Regions from separate parts of the Homo sapiens genome. Here region 1 is linked to region 2. The links are chromatin loops, found by intact Hi-C in ENCODE. Cell type or tissue: heart left ventricle. All regions are shown on one strand.

Region 1 (8,000 bases), 160 kb after region 2:
AAGGTAGGAAGCTTATTCTTCTTTTTAGTTCCCAAATTTCAAGGCAATAGAAATAGATGATAACCTTGTTTCATATCTATACATATGTGCAGATGCTTCTTGACTTACAGTGGGGTTATGTTCTGATAAACCCATTGTAATTTGAAAATGCAAGTCAAAAATGCATTTAATACACCTAACGTACTAAATATCATAGCTTAGCCTAGCCTACCTTAATTGTGCCCAGAACACTTACATTAGCCTACAGTGGGGCAAAATCATCTAACACAAAGCCTGTTTTGTAATAAAGTGTTGACTATCTCATGTGATTTATTGAATACTATACTGAAAGTAAAAAACAGAATGGTTGTATGAGTACTCACCATTAACACACACAGCTGAAAGTACACTGGGCCTCAAGAATGTTTGAAGTATTGAACTAAAATTAATTGCTGGATGATGAGGATGCTACATCAACAGGGTCATCAATTTGTCTCTCTTCTGATGAGGCTGGAGAATCATTGGTAGAAGGCACTGGGGCAGAGACACTTGTTGATATTAAATTCAAAGTATGGTCTCTACTGAATGTGTATAGCTTTCACACCACCATAACGTTAAAAAATCATGTGTTAAGCCATCATAAGTCAGGGACCATCTGTACATATGCTGATACACATATGTACAGTTGCTACTCATCATTAATGAATTCAGTATTCGTGAATTTGCCTGATCGCTAAAAGGTATTCATAACCTCAAAATCAATACTGTTGTGGTCATTCATGGACACTCACAGAGTGGCCAAAAATTGAGTCACCTGATGCATATGTTCTCAGATGAGGTCGTGCTCTCTACCCACTTGTTTCAGCTCTCATACTGTAAATAAACATCTTTTTTGCAGTCTATTTAGTGCCATGTTTTTTGCTTTTTGTTGGTGATTTCACTGTTTAAAATGACTCTCGAGCGTAGTGATAAAGTGCTGCCTAGGGTCCCTAATCACAAAAAGACTGCGATGTGCCTTATAGAGAAAATACATGTGTTAAATAAGCTCAACAGAATAAATATATTGTAGTAGTTATAGCAATGAAAAGAAACAAACTAATCCAACAACATGAATAAATCTCACAGATATTATAGTGAGAAGCAGCTGGATGTAAAAGAGTATAAAGTTGTGGAACAGTCACTAATCTAAGGTTAAACAAAATCAAAACACTGATTGCCTCTGAAAGAGTAAGAGACACGAGACAATCTTCTGGAGAGATGAAAATGTCCTGTGTTCATGATAGCATTGTGGGTTACATTAGTATATCCATTTGTCAAAGTTGTACAACTAATACACGTTACTTCAAAAAAAGCTGTTAAAAATAACAATTGAGTTGGGGAGTGGGTGAAGGTATAGATGATGTAAGAGTGATAGACAATTGATCATTGTTGAAGCTAGATATAGAGTACATACATTATTCTGTTTGCTTTGTATATGTTTGAAACTTTCCATAATGCAAAGATTTTTTAAAAAAAGAGAGAGATAAGAGATACATCAACCAATGTCATGTATATTCTTTATTTGGATCTCAATTTTTAAAAACTGGATATTGACAGTATTGAGAAATATTTGGGGTTTTTACTTTTAGGTATGATAGTGTTATTGTGCTTATGCTTTTAAAATAAGATATCCCCCCTTTTAGAATCACATATGGATATACAAAATAAATTTTAGGGCAACTGGGATTTGTATCAAAATAAACCAGTGGAGGTAAAGATAAAACAAGATTGACAAAGAATTGAAACTATGGAAGTTGGATGATGGGTACACGGGTTTCATTAGACTATTCTTTCTCCTTCTGTGTGTTTTGAAAGTTTCTATAACAAAAAGATTTTTAAATTGTGCATTAAAAAAAAAAATATCCCATCAACTGAAAAACTCCAGGCTGGCTAAGTCTAGCCAAATGGATAGAACTGCACTTATGCTAATACTACATGATACTGATTTTATCTGAGAAGAGACAAGACGCAGGGCAGGAGCCTGAGCTGGTAACACTAGAAGGGGGCGTGGGGTGACTCAGGTTGGGAGGCTGGAGCCTGGGTGCTTTTTATGTTGACGCAGTGGGGTAGAGTTGTGAAGAAATATCCCTGAGAGGTAACTGTGGAGGCTGAAGGAGCAGGAGAAGACACAGGATGATTAAGGCAAAGCGTGAAACTGCTTGGGGGGATTATGTGACAAAATATTAAAAGCAGTACCATTCGGGAAAGCTAGTTCTGAGGAATCAGTCTCCAAAAAGGCAGAACTCAAATAGGAAAGTTTAATTGGCAAAATCCAGGATTCCTGTACTCAGGTCTATAAAGAGATTTAAAACAAAAACTGAGGCGTTTAGGGCATAACTTGCTACTTTAGTTTCTAGAGTAACTTGGAGAACTAGAGGAAACTAACGAGAAAGGATTGGGTTATGTGGGCACCCAGCTGGAGGGATGAAATAGGGAGAATTAAACTGAGCTTTATGAGTTTATATTCTTTTAATTTACCAAATTTAAATATAGTTGTTACCCTAAGCTCTCTCCCAACCCTGTTCCAGATCTCCAGGATTCTCTAACAATGTAATAAGAGTTTCTACATTACAAATCTGGAGATGGGGATGCCTAACCAACAGTATGTTTCTTTTCTACTTAAACACGAATAAAGTAGCATTTTAGAAAGTCAGATGTGTTCTTACAAGTATCCCTGAAATACTTTTAGAAAAAGAGTAATGTAGGTAGTTATGGCAAAGTGTCTGAAATAATTTTCAGAAATGAATGGTAAATAGGTTCCTACATCATGGCAGACTGAGCTAATGGAAGCCACCTTTTCTGATACGAATATGTAGAAACACTGGGTAAATATAACCACTAAAACAACAATGAAATACATAACTGAGCTTGAGAGAAATAAAAATTTCTGTTATGAGAAAAAAAAAAAAAAAAGCTGGGGATGGTAGAGTGGGGGGTAGGGAGAGACTCAAAGCCAGAAGCCTGAATATATGCCCTGGCAGCTGGTAGCCAGGGTTTTAATGCCCACATAGGGACAAGACATGTGCTCTTGCATCTGCAGTGCAGGGGCTACAACTGGGATTTCTGCTAATTCCAGGACATAAAGTCCTATAAAAGCTACATGGTCAGCGAAAAGGAGCCAGAAAAGTTTAGTCTGTCAGACTGGACAAGTACCAAAGTAGTTTGTTGTCTGCCCTGAGCTCTAGAGAGAGAAAAAGTATTCTCCTGGGAGAAATCTAAACCCAAAGTTGCATAGCTGGTGAGTGTAGGGTCTAAATTTCCATTGCCTTTGTGGTAAGAGAATCCCAAGCTGAGAAACTTAGATAAAAGCTAGTCTACATATATATATATACACACACGCATACACAGACACATATTTGATGAATGACTGGTAACTAGAATATATAAAGAACACCTGTAAATCAATAAGAAAAAAAAGAAAGACTATATAATTTTTAAATGGGCAAAACTAAACAGCCTCTTTGAAGACAGGATTTCCAAATGACCTTATAAAACATTCTTATAAAAAGTTACTCAGTTGCATGCACAATCAAGGAAATGTAAATTAAAACTACAGTGTTGGGGATGGGCACAGTGGCTCATGCCTGTAATCCCAACACTTTGGGAGGCCGAGGTGCAAGTATCAGTTGAGCCCAGGAGTTTGAGACCAGGCTGGGCAACATAGAGAGACTCTGTCTCCACAAAAAATCAAAAAATCTTATCTGTATATAGTAGCACAAGCCTGTGGTCCCAGCTACTCAGGAGGCTGAAGTGAGAGGATTGCTTGAGCTTGGGAGGCCTCTTCGCTCTAGCCTGGGCACAGAGCAGGACCCTGTTTCCAAAAAATAAATAAATACATAAAACTACAATGAGACACTGCATACTTACTAAAATGAAACCAACAGAAAATAAAATGTTGGTAAGACTGTAAACACATGAATATAAATAAGTATTGACTGCAAAAAGCAATAAAAAGTTGCTTTTCCTCTATACTAATGAATAACTATAATATATAATGCCCAGCTACATGACCAGAAACCTCCAAATGATCCTTCCTTTCTCTTTCCTTCACCTCTTACATCCAATCAATATATCAAGCCCTATTCATTTTATCTCTTGAAACATCACTGGTATCTGCCCCCTTCTTTTGATTCCCCACACTTACTTGGTTTGTCCATCATCTCTCACCTGCATTACTGCATATTCTCTTAGCTAGTCACTCTGTCAAATACTAGCATGATTTTATAGCACTCCTCTGCTTAAAATCTTTCAACAGTTTCTCATTGCCAAACTCTTTGTCATGACATGGCATATACGACTTCTATGATCTGGTCTCAGAAACTTCCTGACCTGGCCCATGTCACACCCTATGATCTGGCCATACTGAACTGCTTGTAGTTCTTTAAATGGGCTGTTACTTCACTCTTCCCATGTCTTTTTTAACATCACAAGCTCTGCTGAAATGTCTTTGTTCAGCTTGTGAGCACCTACTCATTTTTTAGCATTCAGCTCAATTGCCACCTCCTCTTTGAAATGTTTTTCTGACTTTATTCTCATGTAAAATTGATTATTCCCTTCTCTGCATTTCCCCTTTCCTAAACATCAAAAAGCTTAGGACCAGCTGGCGCGGTGGCTCACGCCTGTAATCCCAGCACTTTGGGAGGCTGAGGCGGGCAGATCACGAGGTCAGGAGTTTGAGACCAGACTGGCTAACATGGTGAAACCCCATCTCTACTAAAAATACAAAAATTAGCTGGGCGCGGTGGTGGGCACCTGTAATTCCAGCTACTCCAGAGACTGACGCAGGAGAATTGCTTGAACCCGGGAGGCGGAGGTTGCAGTGAGCAAGATCGCGCCACTGCACTCCAGCCTGGGTGACAGAGCAAGACTCCATCTCGGGAGAAAAGTTAAAAAAAAAAAAAGCTTAGGACCAAGACTAATTAATCTTTGTATCCATAGTCTGGCACCATAGTATGTGCTCAGTAAGTATTCCACGAAAGAATACATGAAATTTGAGATACAAAAATTTAAGTAGTCTATCAGCAAATACATCTATTTTAGGGATGAAAACACAATCTAAATGTTCTCTTCATGGGTTTTCCAATTCTCTCAATTCACAGTATTATTTAAAATTCCAAAATAACTGCTTGTGTATATGTTGACTGCACTAATACTGAGAATTTGTAGGCTGCATTCTTTGGTGTACAAGCAGACTCCTTTAAAACATTGAAATTTTAACTGGCTTGTCTTTGACATTTTCTAAATATATCTAAAATGTCAGAGCCAGCATTTGGGGCCTACAAATCTTTTGAGTGAAAGCCCAGGCCTTCAAATTATGTGCCATTCACAGGTTTAAAATAGGAACATGTGCTATGTTGACTATGAGCTATTTGGAGACTTTGAGGACATTAGGAGAAAATAATTTTATTTTTGGGAGAAATATTGGAGGTAAGAATTCTGAGAGATAACCTACTTAAAATCTGAATATTAAACACACACACACATGCACACACACACACACACAACTTTATCACTCTCAAATCCCAAGAATGTCAGTAAGAGTCCAATAGGCAGTCTAGGGTCAGTATAAACCATGAGAAATTTGGACTAAACATGGGAAGATATGTTCATTTGAAGTGGATGAAATATTTGCAGTGAAAGGAGAAAAATAAGTTTGCAGCAGTTTCTTCAAGTTATAAGAAAAGACGTGTATCTAATTTCCTCTTCCTCATTTACTAGCAAATTATATTTATTTCATGTTGTTTTAGAAATGACATCAATATTGTGATTTTTCCTTATGTTCTTATCCCAAGCACTGCTTTCATGTTTGTTTGAGGAAAGAGTAGAAACACAGTTTTAGTTGATTTTGATATAGTCAGATTGTACAGGAAACTTGAAGTTTACTGAGCAACATCCACAGATCAAAAACTTTTTAGAATTTAAGAGATCCAAAAAACTTTAGTCCCCCAGGATTCACTTTCTTACTGAAATGACTAGATGGCTGAATATACCAAATTGGAAACTGCAGATAAGCAACAAAAGGATAGCCCCTCTGGTGAAAGAAATGTAGGTATTTAACTAGATATGTAGACTGAGCATATGGTGATTGGAGGTGCACTCATTTTCCACGACTGAACTGTTCTGAATTCAAAGGACTGTAGATTCTGAAGAACTGTACAGAACTGTATGGTGGAGGTAAAGTCACAATTTCACAAAGGAATCTACAGATTTTGATATATAAGTGAATGTCACCATGATTTTCTACACCTGACTTTGGAGAACAAACCCGAACATATGTCTAACCTGTGGGCCATCTACCTCATTATTGTGGTTTGGTTTCAAAGTACTACATATTGACTGAACATTTGCTGCATTCCAAGCCTGGGCTAAGCACTTTACATGTATTTTCTCCTTCAAGAAAAACTAATTAAACTAATAGTAAATGATGCCCACACGAAAGATGCTGTATCCCTGGAATTTTAGTGACAAATATAGGAACCTCAGAACTATGTTGAAATGCTGGCAACACGTGGATCTACCTGATTCTGAGAAATATACTCTATTTCATGAAACTTCTATAGGCTTGTGAGTCTGATTAGGTTCAGCTATACATAACACAGTACAAAACAGCAATGTCTTTATACAACATAGAAGTTTGTTTCTTGGCTGGGTATGGTGGCTCACACCTGTAATCCCAGCACTTTGGGAGGCTGAGGAGGAGGATTGCTTGGGCCCAGGAGTTCAAGACCAGCCTGGGCAATATAGCAAGACTCTGTCTCTATTTTTTTAATATAAAAAATTTTAAAAAATAAAAACAAAACAAGTTTGTTTCTCACTTAAAAGAAGTCAGGAGGTAGAGTCCAGAGCTGGTATGTCAGCTCCATGGTCATTAGGGACATAGATTTCTTCCTTATTTCTGCTTCTCCATTCAAGCTTTTTATTCTTAAGATTTCATTTTATCTCCACTATTGACTTCTTAGCCACATCTGTTTTTTTCATTTTGACGACTGCTCTAAGGTTTAGCTTATGCATTTTTAACTCATCACGATTTACCTTCAAATAATAGTATAATACTTCATGTGTAATATAAGACCTTTCTATATAATTCCACTTCTTCCTTCCATCTTTTGAGCTATTGTTATCAAACTTTACATGTTTGAAGACTTCAGCTAGAATTTTGTCCCTTATATATAAATGCTGACAGAAATCTTTAATTATGAACCTGATAATACAGTCTTGTCATTTTTATTTTAAAGTCAGTTATCTTTTTTCAAAAAATTTTAAGTCAGGGGGAGAAGTTTTTTATAATTACTCATATATTTATCATTTCTGGCACTCTTCATTCTTTAATATAAATCCAAGTTTCCAAGAAGTTGCTTTAACATTTCTTGAGGTGCAGTTCTGCTGGTGACATCCTCACAGCTTTTGTTGTCTTAAACTTCATTTTTGAAAGATTATTTTCTCTAACTATAGGATTCTATGTGTCAGGGTGTTTGTTTGTTTGTTTTGAGACAAGGTCTCGCTCTGTCACCTAGGCTGCAGTGCAGTGGCGCATTCACAGCTCACTGCAGCTTCGACCTTCTGGGCTCAAGCGATCCTCCCACTTCAACCTCCGGAGTAGCTGGGACTACTGGCGTATGCCACCACGCCCAGCTAATTTTTGTATTTTTTTTGTAGAGACGGGGTTTTGCCATGTTGGCCAGGCTGGTCTCAAACTCCTGAGCTCAAGGGATTCACCCGCCTTGGCCTCCCAGAATTCTAGGATTATAGGCTTGAGCCACCATGCCAGGCAGGTTTTTTTTTCAGCACTTTGGAAATGCCTTTTCATGGTCTTCTGACTTGCACAGTTTCTGATTAGAAGTCTACTGATATTTGGCCGGGCGCGGTGGCTCATTTCTGTAACTCAGCACTTTGGGAGGCCGAGGTGGGAGGATCACAAGGTCAGGAGATCGAGACCATCCTGGCTAACACGATGAAACCCCGTCTCTACTAAAAATACAAAA
Region 2 (8,000 bases):
AAACATCTGGAATCATGAAGACAACACCTTAGGGAGGGTACGGCAATAACATAAAAGGAAACTGGGTCCCGGAGGATGCTTTCATGAAGCTGTGCCCTAATTCCAGCTCAGACATCTATGCGTGAGAGAAATAAAAATTCCACTTCATGTAAGCCACTGTCATTTTGGGTCTGTGTGACTCTGAGCCACACCTATGTTCTATCCTAGCAGATATACAGTCTTCCTCCCTCTTACAGAGACTGGGGAAAACAAATGTCCCATGTATGAATTTCAAGGCTGCTGTCAGATCTTTATGCAATTTAAGGGCAGAAGCATTTGTGGAGCCTCTGCCCAGCAAAGCACTTTGGTGGGCTGGTCGGTCTGCAAAGGTAGACCTGAGTTTAGTGGGACATAAGGTTATGGAGAGCCAGATTCTATGCACAAGAAAGAAATCAGGATTTGGGGGAGAAGACTGGCTCTTAGAGAAGGGAGAAGGACCTGGAGAGAGAAGAAGGGACCTGAGAAAACAGCATCAGGATGGGCCTAAGGGGTAATACAGTCAGCAGGACAGTCCCCAGGGCAGGAATAATGGATGGGCTTTCTCATCAATGGCAACTGTTGTCCCTGTGTTGAGCTGTACTGCAGACAACCCCTTGCTTGCTCCAAACACTGCTGCACAGCCCAGCCTTGTGTGGATGGTGCTTTGGAGAAAGCTAAGGAATTGGGGCAGCATCCAACATGGGACAAAGCAATATGAGGAACACAGCAGTCTTAGAAGGAAAGACACGGGGTTCACTCAGGAGTGCAGAGGAATGGAGAAATCTGAGCAAGAGGAGACTAGGAGAACGGGAAGGTCCTCAAGAGTTCCAGCAAACTTTGTGGGAAGAGACATGCTGGCTTCCACCAAATGTGGGATGGGGGTTCCTGCCACTTCACTTGAATGTTAGAGAAAAGCATTACCCCAGAAGTGTGTATGGCCTGCGGCATCCAGGCAGTTGACACTTGGTTTTGCAGTTCCTCGTGGGACCATCTTTCCTCCTGGCCAACTCCCAAAAACCTGACAGCCAAGTTGGGAAGAGAAGTGAATGTTTCTTTCATGCTTTCTCTAACTTGGCTTGGATTAAAGGAGAACTGCTTCTCTTAAATCAAGAGTACGCAATCATTAGGAGGAGTGAGAAAATCTGTAGTTGGTAGAGGGCCAAAGTGGATTGGTGATCCTGGTGGTTGGAGACATTCAGAACAGGCGTTTGGGAATTCTGGGTTTTAGATGGGCCAGAATCCCATATCCCAACTGGCTCCTGAGACAGAACATGGAACACTTGCAGAAAGGTGTTAGATGTTGTTTCTGCTAATAGTAACACTATGTTTAATGTCCAAATATATTCTCTGTTTACACTTGTTCAAGTGATGGAATTTTAGGAGCTACACCTGGGGTAATAGAAAGGTGACAGGTGTTTCCTTGGTAATTCTCCTGAATATGGTTCTATCACATCTCTAGTCAAACTAAGATATAGACTGAAGCTTGGGACCCATTGGAAAAGGATCATTTGGGAATAAAAATCTTCACATTTATTGAGTGCCTTCTATGTGCCTGCGTGCTGCTAGACACTCTACACTAGTATAGTCTTCACAATCCAATGATATAACTTTATTTACATAATAAGGAAACTGAGGCTAAAGAGGTTGACAATGTGGCCTAAAGTCACACAGTGAGTACGTGGTATGGTTGGGTTTTGAACTCAGACTGACTGGCATTGGAGTCCACATACTTAGCTACTACCATATTCTACCTCTTTGCTCTGGGGGCGTTGTACTTAGGCACTGGGTGCACACAACCCTTCAGAACCATCCAGGGTCTTCCCATGAGCATGAAACTGCACAGAGGACTATATCCTCAAATGGCGAAGAGCCTGGGGTGAAGCTACACAGCTATTAATGTGCAACCTAGAAGTTTTTGCTTTTATTAGTTACATACACCTCTTTATCAACTTAGTTACTAGTCACATCCTAACAACTGTAAAAGCAGAACATTTCCAAAACATTTCTCTTATTTGATATTCCTAGTAGCCTGAGTTCCAGGCAAACAAGATTTTATTGTAATCTGAACAATAAATAAATGGTTATTTTCAAGCCCAACTTTAACTTTACTGAATATGTAGCATACTTATTATTCATTGCCTGCCAAAGCCACATTTTCACTAAATCTTGCAATTAGTGGAAAAACTATATTTTAAATACACATGTATAGTAGGTGTATTGAGTATAAGCCTTAATGAAATTCATTTTAAAACAGTGGAGTATCTGCTTGAAGACTGTATGAAGTACATTTTCCCGTGTCTTTTCTTAGGTTAATAAATATCTAGGGACCAGTTTAACTGCCGGCTTCAAGTAACCTACCAAGTAAAATAATATACCTAATGATTCTAGAAGAAGACATTTTCTTCCATTTTGAGGCAGTGTCTCTTATCTTGAAATTATGAATTTGAGGTTTATCTGATAGTGACTTTGCATGACCAAAAATGCTTTGGAGATTATGACATTAATTTTTAAGGAGGAGGAGGTCCAGGACTGTTGTTTTGTTGTGTAAAAATCTGTATTTTAAACATGTAATTCATTTTCAGTTCTACATTTTGTGTATATTGAGTCCATATTGCCGCCTTGGTAGAAAGCACAAAAGAGGGTTTTTAAATTTTCTGTTATATTAGTTATAAATGTTATAAAGGAGATAGAATTGAACAGCTTGTAACTGTACTGAATTTGATTTTCATTTCATAAGATTTATAGAGTGATGTGAGAGTTTAAACTTGTCCTAAAAAGGCTCTTAAATGAAAAACATGTCAGCTGTATTGAAAAAGGGCCTCAAAGAGCTTCTCCCTGCAGGAGTCAGAACTTATTATGGCATCATCAGCTAGTTTCAGTGCTGCTGGTGAAATGTGATTTCTCAGATAAAACAGCATCCCAAGAAATGACATTTACAAAACTTGGTTCTAGCCAGTTTGGAGCAAGAATTCACACATTCACACTGCTGTCCTCACTGCTGGCGGAGACCAAATTGAGAACATTTTTAGCAGGAAGAGCTGGCACTTGGCTCTGAACCCCATGGCTAGCGCCTGTGGAGAAACAGATAAGGAGTTGTACGGTTTGCTCCTAATAACCATGTTCCCTTGACATTGTAAATTTTTGCACAAAATTACCCAGAAGGCATAACAAAATACTCTTTGCTACAGTAAACCACTCCCGTGCATGGAAAGTATATAGTGAGCACTGGAGAGATCCGGGCTTCCTTTTCCAAAGTTTTTGGAACAGACTCCAGGTTTCTTTCCACCCAGGGGAAAAGCTGCTACAACACTTAAGGGCGGGGGGGGAGGGGAGGTGGGAATGATTAAAATTTGTTTTAAATGTGAATCATGACAAACCTATGAATTAGAAACTTAGAGAAAAACTTATTTGAGCAAGGATAGTCGCCAAAAAGCTCAGAGCAAAATTGAAAAAAAAAAAAAAAAGTCCTGATGCTCCAAGACTTCAGACTTGTATGCATCTGGTGCTGTTGAGAGACGCCCTACACTGAACTGTCTCCCCCCGGGGCCAGACGGCGCCTCAAACATTCCCCCACAGCCTCCTTTTAGATGAGGGCACAACTCCGTGAAGCTCCAGGTAGGATCGAATGTTATCTGGAAGAGGAGATACGTTAGTCCCAAACTGCTGATTGTCAAACTATCAGAGTCCTTAAGGAATTGGTCTAAGGGTAGGTAAGTTTGGAACGTAGGAGCTGAGTGGAGAAGGGAAAGGGGATCAAGAAATGGGTTTCGAGCATGAGACAGGGCAGAGCTGGGCATGAAAGGGGCCCTTGGAAACCAAGGGAGATTGGGTGCCTAAATTTTGGGAATAGGAGATGGGATAGAAGCACCTACATTAGTTCTCATTGACTATGACCCAGGTATGCAGAGTTTTTTTAAGCCAATTTTTCATAAGCTGTTATGCAACATTTGTCTTCATCTGTCAGGGAGCCTGCAAACCCAGTTGCACCACACAGTGGCGTGATTGTTTTCCTCCCGTCTACGAAGCTCTGGTTTCAGTGGCTCTGCCAATCACAGCTGTTTCTGGATTGTTCACAGGGACCGGGCACGGGAGCAGCGTGGGCGGCTGAATTCCATAGAAGCAGAGACCTCATTGTGACCATCAGCCCCAACTTGCTTTCATGGGGTTTTCACCAGAGCTTCCCACAACAGCTAAATAAGGGGTAGCATTTCTCCCTCGGGCCCCTGTCTGATGCCTCCTGTCCTCTAAGAGGGGTAGAAAGTGAGAGGAAAAAGCTTAGCAAGTCTGAATTATCCTCAGTCCAGACAATCAGCCAAGGGATAACCAGGAACAACTGGGGTTCCCCCGGATATTTGTTGGCCGTCCTCCCCTCGTGCTCTGCTTTGCAGACCTATCACTCAATGGGCCCTGAGTCAGGGGTAATTTACTAGCTATTTTACCAGTCTCACTACTTCACAGCGGGTGGAAGCTTCCAATTGGCTTGCAGCCCTCTAAAGCTTACAAAAAAAAAAGCCTATTTTCTGCCATATTGAGCTTTTAGGCTCTAGGCAGAGCTTTAATAAACTGAGCCCCAAAAGACGTCCCTCACATAGGGGGCTCTAGACAGCAGCCCTGACGCATGGGCCGATCTATTTCTTGCCTAAATTAAAAAAGTCCAAGTCTATTTTTCCCCCTCTTTCTGGGAAGCTGACCTAAACAAGTAAGGATATGCTATAAATGCCTTTCAAGACTCCACTTGCAGGTTCTAATTATAATTAAGATGATAATATTACTTTGAATTTGCGCTTTCTTCCAGAGTGCCCCGAGCGCTCTCAGCTGCGTGACGGCAGGTATTACGCCCTCATGTGTATCCACTTGCAGCTTCTAATTACACCGTCTTTTGATTCTGATTCTGAACTCACCTTCCTTCCCTGAGCCTGGGGCACAAGGGCCGCCTCACTGGGCTAACTTCCCTCGGTGTCTGGCCTGCCCTTCATTCAAGTTATCTGCTGGAGGAGGTTCCCCTGGCGGGGCCCCTGAGAGCTGGGCCTGACCTGCAGGCCTTTGCAGATGCACTGGCTTCCTCAGGCCCCATCCTGCCGGGAGCCTCTCCGCTGTGGCTGTCGTCACCCTCACTCCCCGGACTCCTGGGTGCCAAAGAGTGAGCCTGGTTTCCTGCCCTGTCTCTAGGGAAGGGCCCCTCTCTGAAGGTGCTCCACACCCAAGCCTGCCCTCAGTGGACTCTCTGCCCTCATTGCCCCATCTCCAGGGCAGGGGCAGGCTTGGACTTGCTCATGTCCCGCTATCCCGTGCTGGCAGAACACAGAAGCTTTGTGTGGTCTTCCAGGATCCCCTTGAATGCGCGCTGTGGGAGGAAATTCTGGCAGACTCTGACTTTTCTGGTCCCTCTAAGCTAAAAGAGTCCTACAGTCACTGAAGCCATGAGATGTAATCTCCTTTCAGAAATCAAATGTCCACTCCTGTGGAATAACAAAAACTCAAAACTGGATTTAGAGTCCTCATCTTTCTCCCAACTCAGGCCTACTATGGGCGTGGGGCGGTTGTGACTGACTCTCCTTGCCCTCTCCTCCCTTCAGCTGCTGACTATAGTGCCCCAGGGTTGGAGGAAGAGGAAGGAGAACTAGAGAAAGGTGCAAGAAAGCTCCAGGGTGGGCCTTCTCAGCACTTAACTGCTATTAAAGTTCAACCTTCCTCAGCAACTCCCTCCCCTTCATCATCACTGAGTTCTCTCACCTGTGGGTCGCAGGTGAAAGGTCGATGCATCGCAATCCCAGCAGCTGCCTCTGCTTCCTTGGTTCCTGGAAATCCAGCAACATCTCTGCTTCTCTTGGCTGAGGTTCCTTTACCCCCAGGGCACTCAATGAGCCAGCTTCCAAGTCCCTGCCTTCATCCTTTCCCCATTTCCCCTAGCCCAGTAAAGCCCTCTGTCTGCGCCCCTCCATCTGAAGACCTTCGAGGTTTTCAAGGCTGGTCCAATCCAGTCTGCCCCCAGACTGAAGGTGATACACATTAAGTTCTCCTTAAGCCCCTCTATCGTGAGAGGAATGAGCTGCATCCTCCATTTCTCCCCACTGTGTGCACAGGCACTGGAGCCTTCTCCAAAAATCCTCCCTGGAAACCTTGTCCCTTCACTCCCATTTTCAACTCTATTTTTAATATGGATCTTGGAGAGGGGGTTAAGAATAATGTTTTTTTCCTGACTCTGTGGGTCTCATTTTGGAACATGGTTTGTGTTGTCTTGGTTCTTTAGATGTAACCCAAACATGGTAGGAAAGGGAAGCATGAGCCGAAGTCCTCCCTGGCCTCCCTTTGGGACTTTTTTTTTTTTTTTTTTTTTTTGAAACAGAGTCTCGCTGTGTTGCCAGGCTGGAGTGCAGTGGTATGATCTCGGCTCGCTGCAACCTCTGCCTCCCGGGTTCAAGCGATTCTTCTGCCTCAGCCTCCTAAGTAGCTGGGACTACAGGTGCACGCCACCATGCCCAGCTAATTTTTGTATTATTAGTAGAGACGGGGTTTCACCATGTTGACCAGGATGGTCTCGATCTCTTGACCTCGTGATCCACCCACCTGGGCCTCCCAAATTGCTGGGATTACAGGCGTGAGCCACCGTGCCCGTTCCCCTTTGGGACTTTAACATCACATGTTCCCAGGGGCTCTGATTGTTAGAATACAGATTGTCCCCGCTTCCAAGTTGGGGCTTTTATGAATCCATAGTGTTAAATCTCTGGAGGAAAACAGAAGGAGGATGTCTGTGTGTGCTTCCCTGTGAAAATCAGTACAGGTGTAGGTAGTCTTCCTCAGGCTCCACTCAAATTTACTTAGGCTTTCCAGCAAGAGCAAGACAGCCATGATGTTTGGGATCATTTTATGCATGTATCTTCTGGGTGCCTGGTACCCAGAAGTTTATTTCACCTAATCCCAATCTATTTCCCTAATGACACAACTATGATGTGTCTTGGAATACTTACCCCTTCTGTTAGTATCATCCAGGTGTCTAAAGGAACAGTTTGAAGAAGCATTCATATATTTTGGAAAATGATAGTCTAAGACACTGCCCAGTATATTATCTTGTATATAGTACCTATAATATACTACTTATTATATAAAAGGTAATATAAAGAGGCCAGGCGGGGTAGCTCATGCCTGTAATCCCAGCACTTTGGGAGGCCGAGGTGGGTGGATTGCCTGAGCTCAGGAGTTCAAGACCAGCCTGGGCAACACAGTGAAACCCCGTCTCTACTAAAATACAAAAAATTAGCCAGGCATGGTGGCATGTGCCTGTAGTCCCAGCTACTCGGGAGGCTGAGGCAGGATAACTGCTTGAACCCAGGAGGTGGAGGTTGCAGTGAGCCAAGATCATGCCACTGCACTCCAGCCTGGGTGACAGAGTGAGACTCTGTCTCCAAAAAAAAAAAAAGTAAGATATTGAGCAGTATCTTTGACTATCATTTGTTACCTTCTGTTAAAGGTAAACATGATAAAACAACTACTGATGTTTAGTGCTAGAAAATATTTCTATCCATAAGCAAACATTTATGCTTCCTTTTATTTGCCAGTGAGAACTATACAACTTGATGTATTGCTTATTTTGCTTTGCCTACCAGGAAGCTCAGCACTAAATTTAGTGTTCAATTGCAGCAACTAATTCATCCCAGCAATCTGGTGTGTTTATCTCATTTCACTTTTATTTGGTTTCTGTTATTTTTCTCTTTTTTAAAGCTTTTGTTGGCCAGGCGCAGTGGCTCATGCCTGTAATCCCAGCACTTTGGGAGGCTGAGGCGGGCAGGTGACGAGATCAGGAGTTGGAGACCAGCCTGGCCAATGTGGTGAAACTCCGTCTCTACTAAAAATAGAAAAAAAAAAAAAAATTAGCTGGGTGTGGTGGCTTGTGCCTGTAATCCCAGCTACTCAGGAGACTGAGGCAGAAGAATTGCTTGAACCCAGGAGGTCAGAGCTTGCAGTGAGCGGAGATGGCGCCACTG

Evidence for each region. A loop is a pair of places that touch in the nucleus more often than their neighbours do. Peaks named below come from ENCODE experiments on the same cell type or tissue, not always from the same donor. Only the 100,000 strongest peaks of a DNase experiment are listed, where the experiment ranks them.
Region 1: a loop joins it to region 2, with 4 times the contacts of the local background. A loop is called at or near these places in 51 of 110 quality-filtered maps.

Annotation. Positions count from the first base shown.
Region 1 is chr2:64,148,005-64,156,004 of GRCh38, reverse strand. No RefSeq gene overlaps it. Among named protein-coding and RNA genes, the nearest start is that of PELI1, 7.6 kb to the right of the region's middle. In heart left ventricle, no CTCF peak of the experiment used is centred here; no DNase peak of the experiment used is centred here.
Region 2 is chr2:64,308,548-64,316,547 of GRCh38, reverse strand. No RefSeq gene overlaps it. Among named protein-coding and RNA genes, the nearest start is that of MIR4433A, 28 kb to the left of the region's middle. In heart left ventricle, a CTCF peak has its summit at 3,993; a DNase peak (open chromatin) is centred at 4,077; H3K4me3 peaks cover 1,028 bases; H3K27ac peaks cover 1,289 bases.